2 separate regions of the Homo sapiens genome follow, and region 2 is linked to region 1. The links are chromatin contacts, found by Hi-C or POLR2A ChIA-PET in ENCODE. All regions are on one chromosome and are shown on one strand. Each heading gives the region's core, a stretch centred on a gene start or an enhancer-like site at or near the end of the contact. The rest is flanking DNA. Distances are from core to core; before and after follow the strand shown. Region 1 overlaps TMC6 (transmembrane channel like 6). Region 2 overlaps USP36 (ubiquitin specific peptidase 36).

Region 1 (5,151 bases), core at 1,515-4,014:
CAGCCTGGCCTCCTCCCCGAGGCCCCTCCCCTGGGGAACGGCCCCCCGTGAAGCAGGTCCTGTGGCTTTTCCAGGCTTGCGTCCTGCTGCTGGGCTCTGCCCTCCCCCTAGGGCTCCCCATCCCCTCCCATTGCCATTTGTCCTCCTGCAGGTTTTCACTCTGGGGCTGGTGAGTGCCAGTGTCCTTAGGCATGCTCCACACCAGGGCTAGGGGGGCGCTTGTGGGGATCAGCGGCTGGCGTCTGCCAAGGCGAGGGCAGGGCGGGGTGCAGCCAGTGGGCCTCGGCAGCCATGTGACCCTGCTGCTGGCTAGTTGGTGCCAGGATCCAGGGCTCCAGGCAGCTCGTCCCAGCTCGTCCCAAGCACTCATGGGACGGCTCCCACATTGCTTGGGTTGTAAACACTGTAGTACACACTGTCCCATCTCCTGCCTTTCCCGTTTCACCACATAGAGCTGAAAGCCTGGCATCTCGGCTGCGGTGGTTGTCTGGCTGTAGATATTGGAAGTGGGGAATGGCTCCTGCCCTACTGGGTGGCATTTCAGAGCCCCCAGGGGCCAGGTAGGGCCAGGTGGGTCCGGGCGGGGAATGCAGAGTGGTGCTGGGAGAATCCCAGCTCTACCCACCGTTGCTCTGGGATGGGAAGGACCTTTCTCCAGGCGGATGCTGGCTGTGGTGTCTACCCAAGGCCGAGCTCTGACCCGTCTTTGGGGCTGTCGGTCTGAGTTTTCCCCGTGCAGGTCGGCATGGCTCAAGTGCACAGCCCCTCCATACTCATCAGCAACTCGATAGAAGCTACTTAGGTTGTTGCTTAAGGGGCCCATGGTCTCTCCTTGAAGGTATTCTAAGTGGTCCTCCTAGGCTGAGCCAGGTTGCCAGGTGCCCAGAGCCAATCCGTGTGGCTCTTGACAGAACTCCTGTTCTCTGTGTGAAGCTCCGGGCGGGGAATCCCGGTCTGACCCAGGCACTGATGATCAGTGTTTCGGTGCACCAGATCCTTTGCTAAGTGCCCCCTCTGCTTGTCACATTTCATTGTCGAAAGAGCCCTGGGTCAGTCCAGTACTGGCCCCAAAGATGTCCCCGTCCTAAGACTGGATGGAGCCTGTGAATACGTTACGTTGCGTGGCTGGGGAATTACGATTGCAGGTAGAATTAAAGTTGCCAGTCAGCTGACTTTGGATAGGAGATGGCCCTAGATTATCGTGGTGGCCCAGCGTGATCTCAGGGTCCTTAGAGGTGAAAAACAGAGGCCGGAGTGTCAGGGTCAGAGTGGTGCCACGTGAGCAGGACTTGAGCAGCCACTGCTGGCTTTGAAGTGGAGGAAAGGGCTGAGAGCCAGGGGCCTCTAGAAGTTGGAAAAGGCGAGGAAGAGGATTCTCCCCCGAAGCCTCCGGGAGGAATGTAGCCCTGATCATGCTTGACTGGAGCCCAGTGAGACTCATTTTGGACTTCTCACTTCCAGAACTGAAAGTTGAGAAACCGGTGGTGTTTTAAGCCACGAAGTTGATGACAGTTCGTTACGACAGCAGCAGGAAACTAATGTAAACCCTGTGCCTTGTGTTATTATCCCCCTTTACAGATGCTGCCACTGAGGTCACAGAGTTAGTAACCCAAGGCAGAGCCAGTACGTGGCAGGGCTGGTTTTAAATTGAGTCAGGCTGGCTCTGGGCTGCTGATTACATTTCCCTTTTCACTTTGGCCACTAGGAAGCTTAGATCCACACATACGCCCACTTCCTGGCTCTTGGTTTTTCCTTGTCCTTGTTTGGTGGCCCTTTCACCTTTTCTTTTATGTTTTTGCTGCTTGCGATGTTGAATACACCTCGTGAGTTTTCCCTCAAATGCAGTTTGGAACAGGATGGCTCTGGATGGGCTGATGGATGATTTCTCCTCCCCTTTGTGTTCTGGCCTTTCTAGGAGGGTGAGGACAAAATCTTCTTAATCAACAAGCTTCACTCCATCTACGAGAGGAAGGAGAGGGAGGAGAGGAGCAGGTGAGGGTCCGTGGAGGGATTGGGGACACTCTGAGCCTGGAGGGGAGAGGGGCCAGGGCTGGACAGTAGGGCTGCCACTGGGGCTACACCACGACATTGCTGACACTTGACCGCTTTTGACCTACAAAAATCTCCCCCCCGGCGCCCACCTTCACTCTCTCTAGAGCCTTCTCTGGCCTCCGGAGCCTGGCCATTTTGACAGGGACCTAAAATACATCTCAGGAGAAAGGCTGTGGGGCGTCTGGCCTGTCCCTCGCCGGGCCTTGGCTGCGCCCAGCCAGGTTGCAGGGATGTTGATGTTTATGGGGTCCCCTCAGTGATGTCTCTTTCTGGCAGGGTTGGGACAACCGAGGAGGCTGCGGCACCCCCTGCCCTGCTCACAGATGAACAGGATGCCTAGGGGGACGGCGATGGGCCTCACGGGCCCGCCCAGCACCCTGAGACCACACTGTTGCCTCCCAGTGACCCTGCTGGGACACCAGGACAAGGAAGACAGTTTCGCCTCTCGAAAGCCGCAGCTGCGCCTAGGCTGGAGCTGGAAGGGTGGGTGAATCCGGCTTGGGCATCCCCAATGAACTCTGCCCTGCCTGGGACTCTATTTATTCTGATTAAAGGGGTTTTGCAAATGGGCTTGTCCCTTGGGGCTCTGTGTCTGTGACCACACCCGGGGCCTGCTTCCCGCTGCCCTGGGGCCACCTCCAGGCGCAGGTCTGGGTCCTGGGAACCTCAGCTGGAGTGGGGGCGCCCTCTGCTGGCCAAGCCCCAGATGGCAGGGGCTGGACCGCGCCAGGGCTTGATTCGCTTGCTGCCTTTGACCAGCCTGAACTCGCGCCCAGGAGGGGCTTACACCTGCACAAGTGAGCCGAGCAGGCACGGATTGTGACCAGAGCGATGCGTCAACCATTGGGTGATGCTGTAGCATCTACTGGAGCAGGAGACAAATTTAGAGAGGGACTTGGAGGGGAGACATATCAGTTGCAAATGAGTTGTGGGGACAGTTGCCTCCCAGGCATAGGTAACCAGCACCTGTGCTTGGAGGCGAACAGGGCTTGGTGAGGTGGGGCTGGCCCCCTGCTTCTGGCTGCCAGCAGCTGGCTGGGGGGTGGTGATCCTGGGTCTGACTGGGCTGAGTTTGAGGAGCCCGTGGGATACCGAAAACCGTAGGCTGTGGGGGGTGGGCACAGGGATTCGGGGACCAGCCCGTCATGACCCCGTGCTCCAGGTCTGCAGGGACCAGCCCATGACAGCCCAGGGCTCCAGGTCTGCGGGGACCAGCCCATCACAGCCCAGGGCTCCAGGCCTGCGGGGACCAGCCCGTCAGCCTCAGTTCTCCAGGCCTGCGGGGACCAGCCCGTCATGACCCCAGTGCTCCAGGTCTGTGGGGACCAGCCCGTCAGCCTGTGCTCCAGGCCTGCAGGAACCAGCCCGTCAGCCTCAGTGCTCCAGGCCTGCGGGGACCAGCCCGTCAGCCTGTGCTCCAGGCCTGCGGGGACCAGCCCGTCATGACCCCAGTGCTCCAGGTCTGTGGGGACCAGCCCGTCAGCCTGTGCTCCAGGCCTGCGGGAACCAGCCCGTCATGACCCCAGTGCTCCAGGCCTGCGGGGACCAGCCCGTCATGACCCCAGTGCTCCAGGTCTGTGGGGACCAGCCCGTCACGGCGCAGGGTTCCAGGCTTGTGGGGACCAGCCTGTCACAGCCCAGGGCTCCAGGCCTGCAGGAGCTGCGCTTGGGATTGGGGGAATGAACCCAGGTGGGGAAATGGTCAAAGAGCGATGGGCCCAGAAAAGGGTCAGACCCAGATGGAGATGCCACTGGCTGCTAGCAGACCCCCACGCTGGGTCTAGCCCACCCAATCCCATGGGGATGCTCCTGTGCTCTGCAGACATCTGGGTGCTGCCACAGGGGCCCGACAGAGTTGGCATCTGGGTGGATCTGAGCCAAGTGGTGCTTCTGGGCCTCAGCAAGTAGCTGGTGCTGATTCTGGGCAGCCAACTGTGGCAGCATCTTCAGGTGCGAGTGCTGCTGGGTGAAGCTGCGTGGGCAGTCCAGAAAGTGACGTGACAGTCCACAGGGACCGACGTAGGGTTTCCAGCCCCTATCTGTGCAGATGCTGTCCTCCAAACCATCACGGTCCCTCTCTGGCTGGGGACGTGCGCCTGCCACTGCTGGCTTGCCAGCATGATCATTGGTTGTGACCTGTTGAGCCCATCTTGCCAGCCTCACAAAGGACAGTACTAGCTGCTTATGACAGGAAAGTGGAAGAACTTGGCCTGGATATTTCTGGAGAATTACCGTGTGTGCTAGTCAGTCTTTCGTGTCAACCAGGCCAGGCTGTGGGGCCCAGTGATCTCATCGAGAGGGGCCGAGGTGTTGCTGTGATCGTGTGCTGCTGGAATGTGGTGAACACCTACAGTCGATTTCACCTAAAGATCATCCTTGAGAATGTGGGTGGGCCTCATCCTATCAGCTGAAAGCTTTAAGAGCAAAACCCGAGGTGTCCCAGAGAGGGAATTCTGCCTTGAGACGGCGGCTTCCCACTCCCACTGGATGTCCAGCCCGCGGCCCCACGGCTGGGTGAGCCCGTCCTCTCCTCGTTTCTGTCTCCGGACCCACCGTGTGGCCCCAGACCCTCCAGTGAGGACCTCCCGTATTTCTTCAGAGCAGCCCTTGCGTGCTGGAGGCCTGGGCTTCAGTGTGTCCCTGGGTGCCCTGGGGCATGTTCTGTGACCTCCCAGCTCCTCGCCTCATGGGGCCGCTGTATCAAGTGACACAGTTTGTGTGCTGCGTACCATGCCTGGCACCCATTTGAGGTGTTGCAAGGAGGCCATGTTTGCTCGATGAGAGCAGCCTAAGATCTACAAACTGTTGTTCGAGTGGATGGGAACTTGATGCTATTTTCAGGCTGAATGACAAGACTCCGCGATGCTTCTCGGCCTGGGCTGCACAACGGAATCTACCAGGGAGGTTTTAAAAACACTGGTACTTGCTGGAGGTGGTGGCGCCTGTCTGTAATTGCAGCTGCTCCAGAGGCTGAGGCGGAGGATTGCTTGAGCCCAAGAGTTTCGGTTTATTTGCTTTTTCAGAGTCTTGCTCTTGCCCAGGCTGGAGTGCAGTTCCATGATCTCGGCTCACTGCCTCAGCCTCCCAAGTAGCTGGGAT
Region 2 (5,139 bases), core at 759-3,258, 710 kb before region 1:
GTGAGCCAAGATCCCACCACTGCACTCCAGCCTGAGTGACAGAGCAAGACTCTATCTCAAAAAAAAAAAAAAAAAAAAAAAAATATATATATATATATATATATATATATATATATTCTCATTAGGAAGTGCCGTGCACGCGTGCAGGGAGGAGGCAGCTCTTCCCTCTGCTCTCCCTCAGCAGGAGAGTACCGCACGTGGTGGTCAGCAGTCCAGGCAGGGAGGGCCCTGTGAGTGCAAAGATATTGACATCCATCTTTGTGAACTTCAGTGGTGAAAGAGAGCTCTCTGTTCGGACACCAGGATGCTTCAGGGGCTAGTGGGAATCTCATCTTTGGCCAAAGCCCTGCTGAGAGTCTGCCTCCCTGCTGGGTCTCGGTCTTGGGAGCTGGGAGTGCCTCTGCCAGGCCCCACCTGCTCCACTGCCTCTGTTCTGTTGCAGTGAAGTGCTCCGTGTGCAAGAGCGTCTCGGACACCTACGACCCCTACTTGGACGTCGCGCTGGAGATCCGGGTACAGATCTGTCCTGCCCTTCACTTTTGCAGTAGGAGAGCGAGGCCAGAGGGTGAAACAGAACCCGCAGAACAGTAAAGGCATCAGATCAAAATAGATAGGGAGAAAACTCCTTTGCTCCCTGCCGCCTTGCAGTACAGACCATTGTCTTTACCTGTTTTTTTCTAGAGTTTTTCCTAAGCGTATCCTTTTATTTAAAGAAAAAAATGGTAAAATTGGGTTTTGTGTCCTGAAGCATGAACAGGAACAACGCTGTCCCCAGGGCTTGAGGAGAGTCTGTTGTGTGCTCTGGGCGGCGTGCAGCCTTTGGAGCTTGGTGGCTCTGTGGGCCTCACCTGGGAGAGCAGCCTTGGCTTTGTCGCACATCCTGCTGCAGCTACAGGGTGCGGGAGGGTGGTCTGCCTTTGCTGGGCCAACCCAAGCTCCAGAGCAGGTCCAGCTACAAGATCATCCTGATAAAAGTGACTGATTCATGGCAGACCTGCAGCTGTCATTTCTTTGCTTTGCTTTTTTTTTATAGGGGCTTGAGGGACAGGGTCTTGCTCTGTGGCCCAGGCAGGAGTGCAGTGGCGCAATCATAGCTCACTGTAGTGTTGACCTCTAGGCTTAAGTGATCCTCCCACACAGCTGGTACTACAGGCATGCACCACCACGCCTGGCTAATTTTTTAAATTTCTTTGCAGAGACAGGGGTCTTGCTATGTTGCCCAGGCTTGTCTCAAACTCCTGGCCTCAATGATCCTCCTGCCCCGGCCTCCCAAGGTGCTGGGATTATAGGCGTGAGCCGCTGTTCCTGGCTGCTTTCATTTCTTGTCTCTGGAGAAGGAGTCCCAATCTGGCAGCTAGTGGGCAAATTTTTATGCGAGTCTAAGTTCTGTGATTTGCTGCCTCAGCCTAAAAAAGACCTTAAATTTGGCATTTCTTGAATCAGCCTTTTTCCTCTGCTGTGTATTTTACTCCCTGTTTTTGTCCTCCTCAGCAAGCTGCGAATATTGTGCGTGCTCTGGAACTTTTTGTGAAAGCAGATGTCCTGAGTGGAGAGAATGCCTACATGTGTGCTAAGTAAGTTTCACGTTGCTTGTGGCAGAAGACTGATACCAGACGGGAAATAAGTCCCCTCACCTGACAGTGTTGTGCCCACCCACTCTTCCTTAGCGGTGACCGCTGCTCGCATTTCTTGAGGAACCTATGTGTGTCCTAAAAACTCAAACTTCTAAATAACACGAATGAAGCAATAGCTATGATTTTTATAGCTACAGTTTACACCATACCTGTTCTAAAGATGCCGCATATATTGTGCAGTAGGGGCTGTGGTTTCCCATTGCTAGGGATGGTGAAACTGAGGCACAGAGAAGTGAAGTGACCAGCCATGGGGCCACACCAAGAGGACGTGGCAGAGCACGAGCTCACATCAGTTCACACTGGCTGGCACCGGGCGGCCGCCCCAGGGACTGTGCCCAACCAGCTGCTCTCTTGCCTCTTAAGGAGTGTTTTCTTTGGCTTTCATTTTTTACTTAACTGGTTTTGGACATTTTTCCGTTTCTGCAGATAGAACTCTTACTTTGTCATTTGTTGCATTTTTAGTAGTGACAGGGTTTCACCTTGTTGGCCAGGCTGGTCTCGAACTCCTGAACTCAGGTGATCTTCCTGCCTTGCCTCCCAAAGTGCTGGGATCACACTACTACAGCCGGCTGAATATCTTTATATCTAGGTCCTTGTAAAGCTGTAGGCACTAAAGAATATATTCTTAATTCTGCTTTACTCTTCTTTAGGTCTGTTTCCTGCAGCTCTCCAAGCTGCGCGCCTCTGCTTCTGTTTTCTCTCCCTGTGTTTGCGCATCTTCTAGCTTTGCTTACGTTGACTTCCTGCCTGCCCGTTTTATCACTCAGCCACATCTGCTTTAATTTGCTCTTTCCTGTGTTGGCCCAAAGCAACTTTTTCCTGTATTTTATTTAGTTTCCTGGTGGGTACAGTACTTTTATTTTTTTGCTTTAGAATCTTCCCACTTTCTGTAGTCTTATTTCCCTGTGGTAGCTTTCCTTTACTTGAGGCATGCTTAATGTGATTTTGAGAGGAGCAGAAGGTCGAAATCTCATTGATGAAGATTCCACTATTACAGAGCAGTTGTTGCTGTTATTAACTTAGCGTTAAGACAACATTTTTCAGAGCACGAATCAATCATTCATTAATCTTTCTCATCACCTTCTTCATAGATGCAAGAAGAAGGTTCCAGCCAGCAAGCGCTTCACCATCCACAGAACATCCAACGTCTTAACCCTTTCCCTCAAGCGCTTTGCCAACTTCAGCGGGGGGAAGATCACCAAGGTGAGCGCTCGTGACACCATCCCAGGCAGCTCCGTGGGCCACAGTCGGCATCAGAATAACACGAAGAAAGTGATAGCCACGAGTTTGATAGCTGCTGTTTACACAGTACCTGTCCCTGTTCTAAAGGTTCTACACATATTGTGAAGTAGGGACTGTAGTTTCGCCCTTGTCCAGGACGGGAAGACAGTCACAGAGAGGGGAAGCAACCTGGGACGCCTTTTAAAAATAGACGTTTCTGGGTTTATCCCAGTGCCAGTGAATTTGAATCTCTGGAGGACAGGGCCCAGGAATCTGCATTTTTGCAAAATCCCTGAATGCTTGTTATACACAGTCAAGTTCCAGGGCCACTGTCTTAATGGATTTACCGCAGCTTCTGGTTGTGCTTGGGCTGGTCCTGGCAGGGACTTTCAGGGTTCTCCAGATGAGTGTGATGAGCACTGGGCGGTGGGACTTGCATTGTCCATGTCCTTTTGATGTCTAGAACAGGTGCCGTTGCATGCTCTGGCTTTTTATGAAATATGGAGTTTAGAAAAACTACTTTTGACACGATGGTATTTTATTGTTTAAATTTCATTTTGTTTTAAGACAGGGTCTCACTCTGTCACCTGGGCTGGAGTGCAGTGGCATAATCAGCGCTCACTACAGTCTTGACCTCCCAAGCTCAAGCGATCCCCCTGCCTTAGCCTCCTGAGTAGCTGGGACTGTGGGCACATGCCACCATGCCTGGTTAATTTTTTAAAAAGTTTTTTGTAGAGACAGCATCTTGCTGTGTTGCCCAGGGTGGTCTCAAACTCCTGGGCTCAAGTGACCTGCATGCCTTGACCTCTCACAGTGCTGGGATTACAGGTGTGAGCCACCATACCTGGCCTATAGTGGCATTTTCATAGAAGATGTGTTTCTTTTTTCTTTTTTCTCTTTTTTTTTTTTTTGAGACAGAGTCTTGCTCTGATGCCCAGGCTGGATTGCAGTGGCGCTGTCTCCACCTTCTGGGTTCAAGTGATTCTCCTGCATCAGCCTCCAGAGTAGTTGGGATTAAGGCGCCCACCACCACACCTGGCTAATTTTTGTATTTTTAGTAGAGATGGGGTTTTGCCATGGTGGCCAGGCTGGTCTCGAACTCCTGAGCTCAGGTGATCCGCCTGCCTCAGCCTCCTAAAGTGCTGGGATAACAGGCATGAGCCACCGTGCCCAGTAGATGTCTGTATCTCATAAAAATCTAGAGTTCTGTTCTGAGAGCCTGGTTATGTGGTTTGGAATGACACCCTTGGCTGAGCCTCCGTTTCCTCACTGGTAGTGGTGGGGGCTTGCTTAGGTCAGCATTTCTCAAATGTGTTTGCAGATTCTTAATGTCGTAGACTCAGGTGTCGTGTAACCACAAGGGCATGTTTTAAGAAATGTGTCACCAGGCAATTCTGTCACTGTGTGAACATCATAGAGTGCATTTACACAGACGTAGATGACGGAGCCAGCTGTATGGTATAGCCCATTGCTCCTAGGCCACAAACCTACACAGCCTGTTCCTGTCCTGAATACTGTAGGCAGTTGCAACACAATGGGAAGTATTTGTGTATCTAAACATAGAGAAGGTACAGTGAAAATGCAGTATTATAATCTTATGGGATCGCTGTTGTATATGTGGTCTGTCATTGACCAAAACATGTTATGTGGCACATGACTGATGGTATGTGACGTTTAAGAACAGGCAAAATTAATGGTGACAGAAATCAGAACAGTGAATATTTGAGATGGGGGCAATGACTGGGATGTGGGAATTTTCTAGTTGATGTTCTGCATGTCCATCAGTATATACTTGTCAAAACTCTTTGATCTATATACTGAAGATCTATGCATTTCAACAAATCCCACAACTCAGTTTAAAAAAATGATTTAGGCTGGGCACAATGGCTCACAACTCTAATGTCAGCACTTAGGGAGGCTGAGGTGGGAGGATTGCTTGAGACTGGGAGTTTAAGACCAGCTTGGGCAACATAGTGAGACCCTGTCTCTACAAAAAAATTTTGGTTTTTTTGTTTTTTTTTTTGAGACGGAGTCTTACTCTGTCACCCAGGCTAGAGTGCAGTGGCACCATCTCAGCTCACTGCAATATCTGCCTCCCAAGTTCAAGCGATTCTCCTGCCTCAGCCTCCCAAGTAGCTGGGACCACAAATGTGTGCCACCATGCTTGGCTAAATTTTGTATTTTTAGTAGAGACGGGGTTCCACCATGTTGGCCAGGCTGGTCTTGAACTCCTGACCTCAAGTGATCCACCCACCTCGGCCTCCCAAAGTGTTGGGATTATAGG

The links. A loop is a pair of places that touch in the nucleus more often than their neighbours do. ChIA-PET counts read pairs that join two places held with the same protein, here RNA polymerase II (POLR2A).
Region 2: a loop to region 1 is called in a map of motor neuron, with 7 times the contacts of the local background. The contact joins two enhancer-like sites. A Hi-C loop is called at or near these places in 1 of 168 maps with a recorded cell type or tissue (motor neuron). POLR2A ChIA-PET finds 5 or more read pairs at or near these places in 2 of 52 experiments (activated T-cell and naive thymus-derived CD4-positive, alpha-beta T cell).

The regions. Positions count from the first base shown.
Region 1 is chr17:78,110,389-78,115,539 of GRCh38, reverse strand. TMC6 (transmembrane channel like 6) reads left to right here. Exons shown (of 20, transcript NM_001127198.5): 19 at 1,916-1,992; 20 at 2,329-5,151. The coding sequence ends at 2,392. Among named protein-coding and RNA genes, the nearest start is that of TMC6, 16 kb to the left of the region's middle. RefSeq lists an enhancer at 2,890-2,949. Within about 2 kb of position 2,764, at least 11 of the 41 ENCODE cell types and tissues checked have a DNase peak (open chromatin) inside an H3K27ac peak, as active enhancers do.
Region 2 is chr17:78,816,365-78,821,503 of GRCh38, reverse strand. It overlaps USP36 (ubiquitin specific peptidase 36), which reads left to right. Exons shown (of 21, transcript NM_001385174.1): 8 at 443-513; 9 at 1,492-1,574; 10 at 2,726-2,837. Among named protein-coding and RNA genes, the nearest start is that of USP36, 22 kb to the left of the region's middle. Within about 2 kb of position 2,008, at least 6 of the 41 ENCODE cell types and tissues checked have a DNase peak (open chromatin) inside an H3K27ac peak, as active enhancers do.